Regions from separate parts of the Homo sapiens genome. Here region 1 is linked to region 2. A link is an interaction called in ENCODE POLR2A ChIA-PET data of the cell type or tissue named here. Cell type or tissue: A673. All regions are shown on one strand. Region 1 overlaps BECN1 (beclin 1). Region 2 has its middle 18 kb from the start of G6PC1.

Region 1 (5,000 bases), 100 kb after region 2:
CATAAGCCACCATGGCCAGCTGGAAAAAGCCACTGTTTTTTGTTTTTGATTTTGGTTTTTTTTTGAGACAGAGTCTCACTCTGTTGCCTAGGCTGGAGTGCAGTGGCATGATCTCAGTTGTCTGCAACCTCCACCTCCCAGGTTCAAGCGATTCTCCTACCTCAGCCTCCCAAGTAGCTGGGACTACAGGCGTGCGCCACCACGCCTGGCTAATTTTATTTTTTTAGTAGAGACGGAATTTCACCATGTTGGCCAGGCTGGCATCTAACTCCTGACCTCAGGTGATCTGCCCACCTCAGCCTCCCAAAGTGCTGGGATTACAGGTGTGAGCCACTGCACCCGGCCCAGAAGAAGCAGAAGCCACTCTTTTTTTTTTTTTTTTTTGAGACAGAGTCTCGGCTCTGTTGCCCAGTCTGGAGTACAGTGGTGTGATAGCTCACTGCAACCTCTGCCTCCTGGGTTGAAGCAATTCTGCCACTTCAGCCTCCCAAGTAGCTGGGACTACAGGTGTGCACCACCACGCCTGGCTAATTTTTGTATTTTTAGTAGAGACAGGGTTTCACCACATTGGCCGGACTGCTCTCGAACTCCTGACCTCAAGTTATCCACCCGTCTTGGCCTCCCAAAGTGCTGGGATTACAGGTGTGAGCCACCACGCCTGGCCCCAAGAAGCCACTCCTAACCCATTCACCTCACTTCTGAAAAAGATCAGAAATAAGAGGTTTTTTGCCCTGGTTTGGGAGAATTCTTTTTTCCTCCACCTTTTTGCATATGGGCAGCTGGAATTTGAGACATTTCTGTTCCTTCCAGGCAAAACAGCTAGGACATACATGTTCCTCAGAATGGGATCTATGCCAAATATAAAAGATGCGAGAGCTAGATGTAACGATGATCACTAAAGAATCGTTCATAGTGTGGTGAGAGAGAAACTTTAGCCCCCAAGCTAACAGCCTTCAATGGCCCCCTTGGCTGCTCACAGGTATCAGAGAGAATACAGTGAATTTAAACGACAGCAGCTGGAGCTGGATGATGAGCTGAAGAGTGTTGAAAACCAGATGCGTTATGCCCAGACGCAGCTGGATAAGCTGAAGAAAACCAACGTCTTTAATGCAACCTTCCACATCTGGTAATGAGAGCTAGGGGATGAGGAGCACTGCACATATCTAGACCTTAGCTGTTGACCACTAAGCCTGGGTGCCCACTTCCCACAAAAGAGGGACTGTAGGTTATCTTCACCCAACTAGGTTTCTTTCATTCATAGTGATGGGATAGGCACAGTAGGGATTGGAATTCTAGAGCTTGGTGACATCCGCCCTTCTAAAGAAAGGAAAAGGCCTGAGCCCTTCAGCCACTTAAAAACCTGGTAAGCTGTCTGGTGCTGATTTCTTATCCCCACGGTGTTTGATGTTCCATTAATTTAATAACTGTTGAGTGTCTACTCTGGAAAAGGCACTGTGCTGAGTGCTAGGAGGGCAACAGCAAAACAGTATGCAGTCAACCTTCTAGTTGCATATAATCTGGTGGAAGAGATGGATAAATAACAAGCAGTTGTAATGCAGTGTGATGATGGTAAACCCAGGGTGCTGTGGGAACACATAAGGGCACTTGATCCAGTTTGGGGAGGCCATATGGAGAGTTTCCCCATAGGGGACTTACGTTTAAACTGAGAGGTAAAGTAGAAGTCTGCAGAGAGGGGGTTGTTCCTAGCAGAGAGAACATTATGTGCAAAGAAATGGGAAAGAGGGAGTGGTGAATTCAGAGAACAGAAAGGAGCTTATTGTGACTGAAGATTGAGTGTAAAGGGGAGAGTGGCCGGATATGAAACTGGAGAGTTACCAGTTCCTGAAGGATCTCGTAGGCCTCGTTAAGAGGTTTGGACTTCATCCAAAAGGCAGAGGAGACACTGAAGCATTTTAGCTAGGGAAGTGACGTAATTACACTTGTATTCGTGAATGATGGCTTTTCCTGCACCATGGGGAATGACTTGGGGTAAAGGGGTGGAATCGTTGGAAAGGATACTCATCAGTAGGAATCTAAAGGAAAAGAATAGTAGCATTGAATTTGGAGAAAAGTGGAAAGATCCAAGATATTTAGCAGGTAGAATCAGGAGAGGTTGGCAGTTTTGCACGGAAGGAGCTGAGGGAGCATTCAAGGATACCACCCAGGTTTCTGCTTTGGCATCTGAGCAGCAGGGAAAAAGATGATGACTCAAGTTTTGGACATGTATTTAAAGTGCCAAGTACAGCTTGCATATATGGACTTGAAGATAGATTTAAGCTAGGTTTGGGGTGAGAGTGGGAAATGTCAAACTTTTTAAGTAATCCCTGTATTTCCCCCCACCTTTCTGCCTTCCTCTGTAGGCACAGTGGACAGTTTGGCACAATCAATAACTTCAGGCTGGGTCGCCTGCCCAGTGTTCCCGTGGAATGGAATGAGATTAATGCTGCTTGGGGCCAGACTGTGTTGCTGCTCCATGCTCTGGCCAATAAGATGGGTCTGAAATTTCAGAGGTAGGAAGTGTAGCCCTTTCTTGGGGAGTGATGTGCATTGATATAATTTGTATCTCCAACCTGGTACTGCTGTCCACCATGTCAGGAGCCCTTGCTGCCCACAGACTGGGAGTTTTCTGTGGCTGAAGAGCTGTCAGCATCTGATTTTCCCCTCATCACAGGGCTCTCTCCACTGATCACACAGTCACTGAGTTGCGTGACTATAGCATAGTTCCCAGCCTACAGTCCCCAGAGCCTTAGTGTTCCTCAGGATATTTTCAGTTTTTGTTTCTTAAATTTAAACCAAAACATAACATTTGTTCATGGAAGGCCCCCAGGCAATTATATAATAAATGTAGTTTGTTCATTAAACAAAATCTTTTAAACATGGATTCAATGGGGAGGTGGGAGAGGGAGTTGAGCATAATAAAAGAAGCCCTTGGCCAGAATGAAGAGTGAAATCATTGGGTTGTAACTTCCCAATAATCACTTTGGGAGGAGTCCTGTATCCATCTCTGTTTGTATCTCTATTTTAGATACCGACTTGTTCCTTACGGAAACCATTCATATCTGGAGTCTCTGACAGACAAATCTAAGGTACTCTGTGAAGCTCCATTTTCACTGGAATACAGAGTTCTTATATCTCTTAAGAAAATGGATGGTTTGCTTTGATATTGGCATTCAATTTATTTTTTAGACCTAGATATGAAGAGCCAGTATATTGTTCAATATCTTGTCTAGTTCAGGTTTAGTTTTGGGGGTCTTGTAGACAGAAATCAGGTTTTGACAGTCTGTTGAGAAGGGATATGGGCAGGTCAGAAGAGGGTGTGTGCACTAGGCTAGGAAAAGAATCACCGTGAGATAGATGTTTACAGGTTGAGTATCACCAGAAGTGTTTTAGATTTTGGATTTTTTTTTTCAGATTTTGGGATATTGGCATATAGATACTAAGATATCTTGGGAATGGGACCCAAGTCTAAACACAAAATTCATTTATGTTTCTTCTTCTGAGACAGAGTCTTGCTCTGTTGCCCAGACTGGAGTGCAGTGGCACGATCTCGGCTCACTGCAACCTCCGCCTCCCAGGTTCAAGTGAGTCTCCTGCCTCAGCCTCTGGAGTAGCTGGGATTACAGGTGCCCACCACCAGGCCCAGCTAATTTTTGTATTTTTAGTAGAGATGGGGTTTTACCATGTTGGACCAGGCTGGTCTCGAACTCCTGACCTCAGGTGATCCACCCGCCTCAGCCTCCCAAAGTTCTAGGATTACAGGCATGAGCCACCGTGCCTGGCCTGTTTTATATATACCTGATACATGTAGTCTGAGGTAATTTCATACAATATTTTAAATAATTTTGTGCATGAAACAAAGCTTGTATACATTGAATCATCAGAAAGCAAAGGGCCGGGTGCAGTGGCTCACGCCTGTAATCCCAGCACTTTGGGAGGCCAAGGCGGGTGGATCACAAGGTCAGGAGATTGAGACCATCCTGGCTAACACAGTGAAACCCCGTCTCTACTAAAAATACAAAAAAAAAAAAAAAATCAGCTGGGCGTGGTGGCAGGTGCCTGTGGTCCCAGCTACTCGGGAGGCAGTGGCAGGAGAATGGCGTGAACCTGGGAGGCAGAGCTTACAGTAAGCCGAGATTGCGCCACTGCACTCCAGCCTGGGCGACAAAGCAAGCCTCTGTCTCAAAAAAAAAAAAAAAAAAAAAAAAAAGCAAAGGTATCAGGTATGGAATTTTCCCCTTGTGGCATCATATCAATGGTCAAAAAGTTTCAGGTTTTGTAGCATTTTTTATTATTTTTATTTATTTATTTATTTTGAGACGGAGTCTCACTCTGTCACCCAGGCTGGAGTGCAGTGGCGTGATCTCGGCTCATTGCAGGCTCTGCCTCCCAGGTTCACGCAGTTCTCCTGCCTCAGCCTCCTCTCCTCCCGAGTAGCTGGGATTACAGGCGCCCACCACAATGCCTGGCTAATTTTTTGTATTTTTGGTAGTGACGGGGTTTCACCATGTTATCCATGATGGTCTTGATCTCCTGACCTCATGATCCACCCGCCTTGGCCTCCCAAAGTGCTGGGATTACAGACGTGAGCCACTGTGCCTGGCATATTTTTATTTTTTTTTCTTTTCTTTTTGTGGGTTTTTTTTTTTTTTGAAATGGAGTTTCGCTCTTGTTGCCCAGGCTGAAGTGCAATGGCATGATCTCGGCTTACTGCAACCTCCGCCTCCCGGGTTCAAGCAATTCCCCTGCCTCAGCCTCCTGAGTATCTGGGATTACAGGCATGCACCACCACGCCCGGCTAATTAGGTATTTTTAGTAGAGACGGGGTTTCTCCATGTTGGTCAGGCTAGTCTCAAACTCCCAACCTCAGGTGATCTGCCCACCTTGGCCTCCCAAAGTGCTGGGATTACAGGCGTGAGCCACTGCTCCTGGTCTATTTATTTATTTTTCTTTTCCCATGTACTCTTCCTGGAAAGGTTTTGTAGCAATTTGGATTTTTGGAT
Region 2 (5,000 bases):
CAAACTAACAATAGGTGGCTCTCTGCCAGCCCTGCCCATTTCCCCCTCACTCTTTGGCTAAGACTCTCAATCTGGCTGCACACTTTATCCTGTATTTAACCACGTGCACATCTGTGGGTACCTAGTAACATATTCAGCTCAAGGTCTCTACAAGAGGGCCGGAGTCAAGAGTCATTTTACTTATGTAAACTGAGATGGGACAACTCCAGTTGTTTCAAAAAGTAGACCTGATGGGAGGGAAAGATTTTGGAATTTAGAGTGACAAATCTACTTAAGACAGACCTGAGCTGGGTGCAGTGGCTCACGCCTATAATCCCAGCATTTTGGGAGGCTGAAGTGGGAGGATTGCTTGAGCCCAGGAGTTTGAGACCAGCTTGGACAACATAAGTAGACCTCATTTCTGCAAATACATACCAAAAAACCTCCAAAATTAGCCAGGCATGGTGGCACACACCTGTAGACCCAGATACTCGGGAGGCTGAGGTGGGAGGATCACTTGAGCCTGGGAGGTTGAGGCTGCAGCGAGCCATGATCGGGCCACTGCACTCCAGCCTGGGCGAGAGTGAGACCCTGTCTCAACCAACAACAACAGAGCGGGTTGAGTTCAGCTATCTCCTAACTAGAGGATAAATTAACTCACCAGTTGATGAAATCTTTACATTTGGGATCATTTACCCTTTGGAAGTTCCTAGAAGCTGTGCAGAGTATCTTATAGCTGTGCAGAGCACAGGTGAAAAATGAGAAAGGGCATAGTTCTGGAGATAACAGTTGGTGGCTGCTGTAGCTAGTGAGCCTGCTGACAAGGCTCAAAGAGCCAGATCAAAGACCAAGGCTGCTGTGTCAGCTTCTCCCCGATCGACACTAATACCCATCAGGACTCAGGGCCTCACCTAAGGCTCCTGCACCGAAGAGCCCTTTGGAGGCTTTGGTGCAGGGGTGTCCACAGTGGTTTCACAACAGTCTGTAAGGAGAGATGACGCCCCTGTCATTCCATTGCAGTCACTGTGTAGGGAACAAATGGACTGGCAGGAAAGACCTTGGCAGTTTAAAGATCTAAGTGAAGAGAAACTGACTTATGCCACCCAGCTTGTTAAATCAATTAAGCCAAATTACATCTCTCAAAAGGCTCATTTGAGTTAATGGCCAGGGTGGATCAAGCAGGGATCAGTGGCAGCATTGTCAATCAGCCGGGGTAGAAGGAGATTAGAATGAAAGATGGAGTCGAAAAGATGACATTGGTGCCCTCAAAGGTGGCATGCCTCTGTCAAGAATCCCGAAACAGTTCACAATGGAGAGAAAGAAATTTGATTTTCACTATTTTTTTTCCCCACAAATTCCTGTTTGTTTTTTTTTGTTTGTTTTTTTTTGCCACCCAGGCTGGAGTGCAGTGGTGCAATCTCAGCTCACTGCAACCTGAGCCTCCCAGGTTCAAAAGATTCTCCTGCCTCAGCCTCTCGAGTAGCTGGGATTACAGGCATGTGCTACCACGTCTGGCTAATTTTTGTATTTTCAGTAGAGACGGGGTTTTGCCATTTTGGCCAGACTGGTCTCGAACTCCTGACCTCAAGTGATCCACCTGCCTCGGCCTCCCAAAGTGTTGAGATTACAGGTGTGAGGCACTGCGCCCGGCCCCAATTTTCATTCTTTTTGCCTCTGGAGAGAGAGGAAGGAGCACAGAATAATAAAGGATTAGAATCCCCAGTTCTGTGATGGAGCAGAATGAGACCATTCCAGTGTTGAAGCTGAGTTGAACTGTTCTGAGGGCAATAATTATGGAATGAGAAGAGCAGAAGAAGAAAGTGAGGAGGTGGCAGAAAGGAAAGTATTGAAAATTTGCTGGCTGGAAAACTAGCTTCTTGCTAAAAAAAACCCCAAACCCCATAAACACACCCAGCTGTTCCTGGTTGTAGTTAGTTATTACCCTGTGTCCTGGGGAGACTTAACGAAAGTAAAAGAAGAAAGAAACCCATAACATAATTAGGAGAAGGCCACTTCAAACACAATTATTCTAGCTTTGCCTTTAATTTGGTTAATAAGCCCTCAGTCTGGCTCAAATAATCTGACTGTACTGTTTACATATGTCTTTTACTTCTGTTTCAACAGCTGCATGTTGACACAGCAGCCCAAATATACGCAGGAGACTGGCAGAGAGGAGACTGCTCTTTGCTGAGAATCAAGAGACCTGTGAACATGTTAGTTACGTGACTTAGAGGCACCATTTCACCTCTCTTGGCCTTCATTTCTATATTCATGAAATGAAAAATGTTTTTGAGTAGAATTTATAGTGAGCAACTTTCTTTTTTGAAATAAAGGCCAACTCAGGACAAATAAAAAATATTTATAGACTTCTTTCTTTTATTGAGAAGAGCAGCCCAGATGCAGCTTTATTTTTATGTATTTATTTTTTTAGAGGCAGGGTCTTGCTCTGTCACCCAGGCTGGAGTACAGTGGCACAATCATGGCTCACTGCAGCTTCACCCTCTCAGGCTCAACCAATTTTCCCACCTCGTCTCCTGAGTAGCTGGGACTACAGGAGCACACCATAATGCCCGGCTCATTTTTTTTTTTTTTTTTTTTTTTTTTGAGACAGAGTCTCACTCTGTCACCAGGTTGGAGTGCAGTGGCAAGATCTCGGCTCACTGCAACCTCCGCATCTCAAGTTCAAGTGATTCTTCTGCCTCAGCCTCCCGAGTAGTTAGGACTACAGGCACGCACCACAATGCCCAGTTAATTTTTGTATTTTTAGTAGAGACGGGGTTTTACCATGTTGGCCAGGATGGTCTCGAACTCCTGACCTCAAGTGATCCGCCTCCCTCGACCTCCCAAAAGTGCTGGAATTATAGGCATGAGCCACTGCACCCGGCCTAATTTTTATTAAAAATTTTTTTTTTTGTATAGGTAGGGTCTTGCCATGTTGCACAGGCTGCTCTTGAACTCCTGGCCTCAAGCAATCCTACCTGGACCTCCCAAAGTCCTGGGATTACAGGTATAAGACACTATGCCCAGTCCAGATGCAGCTTTGTATTTTATTTGTTTGTTTGTTTGTTTGTTTTTGAGATGGAGCCTCACTCTGTTGCCCAGGCTGGAGTGCAGTGGCGCAATCTCAGCTCACAGTAACCTCTCAGGTTCAATCGATTCTCCTGCCTCATCCTCCCAAGTAGCTGGAACTACAGGCATAAGCCACCACGCCCGGCTAATTTTTGTATTTTTAGTAGATACGGGGTTTCACCATGTTGGCTACGCTGGTCTCGAACTCCTGGCCTCAGGTGATCCACCCACCTCGACCTCCCAAAGTGCTGGGATTACAGCTGTGAGCCACCAGGCCCGGCTGGATGCAGGTTTTTCATCTTTCTCCCTGAAATTAGACTTTGAGCTTCGAATTGCCCATCACTGGACTAGAAAAATCACTAGTTTTCCCTCTGGATTAATGAAGGTCTTGGTTCCCTGATGGAAGTGACTTTTGTTGTCTGCTTCTTCATGCCACTTCTAGTCAATTATTTCCTTAACCATATAACCAGAAGGCTATTTAGCCAGAGTGTTTCCTATTATCAAGGAGACACTTGAAAAACTTTTGCATACAAATGGTATCGTCCTATCTTATTCACACAAACAGGCCTTACAGCCTAGTTCAGCAGTTACTGCAGAGTGAAGTCAATGAATATTAATAATTCAGCAGCTGAAGTCATGGTTTTCAGAAAACAAGTCAGCAAATTTTGACAGGTTGCAAACAATGAGTCAATTAATTAGGGCTGGAATTTCAGATATGCAGACATGTCTTCAAATGTAACGTTCCCGGAATGCCTGTTGGAATAACAAAGAAATTGGCAACGCAAGTGGAGGAGTGCGCTGAGAGTTCCTCACGTAAAATCTGACCACCTGGTCGGGTGAGTGGCTCACACCTGTAATCCCCGCACTTTGGGAGGCTAAGGAAAGAGGATCACTTGAGCCCAGGAGTTGGAGACCAGCCTGGGCAATATAGTGAGACCTTGTCTCTACAAAAAAAAAAAAAAAAAAAAAAAAAAAAAAAAGCCAGGTGTGGTGGTGCGTGCCTGTGGTCCCAGCTACATGGGAGGCTGAGGCAGGAGGATCACTTGAGCCTGAGAGGTCAAGGCTGCAGTAAGCAGTAATGGTGCCACCACACTCCAGCCTGGGCAACAGAGAGAGACTCTGTCTCAAAAAAAAAAAAAAGGAAAAAGAAAAATCTGACCACCTAATCGGTCTTCCTTTGAAACCTTTCCAAAGCATAGAAGTAGATAAAGTTATGATAAAGGGTATGATCCTAGGAAATCAAGAGATGATAAAACCAAAAATACTGTAAAACTTTCCTAACTAAGCCTTCGGGAAAACAGTCTGGCAGTTCCTTAAAGGGTTAAATATAGAGTTCCCACATCTCCCAGCAATTCCACTCCTAAGAATGTACCCAAGAGAAATGAAACTATGCAACCACACAATGACTTGCACACAAATGTTCATAGCACTGTTATTCATAATAGCCAAAAAGCAGAAACAAGCCAGTTATCCATCAACTGATTAACAAATATTTATTTATCATTCATTCATTCATTCATTCATTCATTATTTGGAGACAGGCTTTTGCTCTGTTGCCCAGGCTGGAGTGCAGTGGCTTACTGCAGCCTCCATCTCCAAGGCTCAAGCCATCCTTCCCACCTCAGCCTCCTGAGTAGCTGAGACTACAGGCATGTGCCACCATGCCCAGCTAATCTTTTATTATTTGTAGACACGAGGTCTCCCTGTGTTGCCCAGGCTGGTTTTGAACTCCTAGGCTCAAGTAATCCTCCTGCCTCAGCCTCCCAAAGTGCTGGGATTACAGATGTGAGCCACCATGCCTGGCCTGATAAACAGATAAATAAAATGTGGTATATTCATACAATGTTATATATTCATACAATGGAATATTACTTGTCCATAAAAAGAAATGAAGTACCAATATATGTTATAACACAGATAAACCTTGAAAACATCATGCTAAGTGAAAGAGG

Evidence for each region. ChIA-PET counts read pairs that join two places held together with the same protein. Peaks named below come from ENCODE experiments on the same cell type or tissue, not always from the same donor. Only the 100,000 strongest peaks of a DNase experiment are listed, where the experiment ranks them.
Region 1: POLR2A ChIA-PET joins it to region 2 with 7 read pairs; 8 of 35 experiments call an interaction of 5 or more read pairs at or near these places.

Annotation. Positions count from the first base shown.
Region 1 is chr17:42,812,034-42,817,033 of GRCh38, reverse strand. It overlaps BECN1 (beclin 1), which reads left to right. Exons shown (of 12, transcript NM_001313998.2): 8 at 980-1,126; 9 at 2,361-2,510; 10 at 3,026-3,086. Among named protein-coding and RNA genes, the nearest start is that of MIR6781, 9.4 kb to the left of the region's middle. In A673, no CTCF peak of the experiment used is centred here; a DNase peak (open chromatin) is centred at 1,893; H3K27ac peaks cover 1,403 bases.
Region 2 is chr17:42,916,150-42,921,149 of GRCh38, reverse strand. No RefSeq gene overlaps it. Among named protein-coding and RNA genes, the nearest start is that of G6PC1, 18 kb to the right of the region's middle. RefSeq lists an enhancer at 3,327-4,085. In A673, no CTCF peak of the experiment used is centred here; no DNase peak of the experiment used is centred here.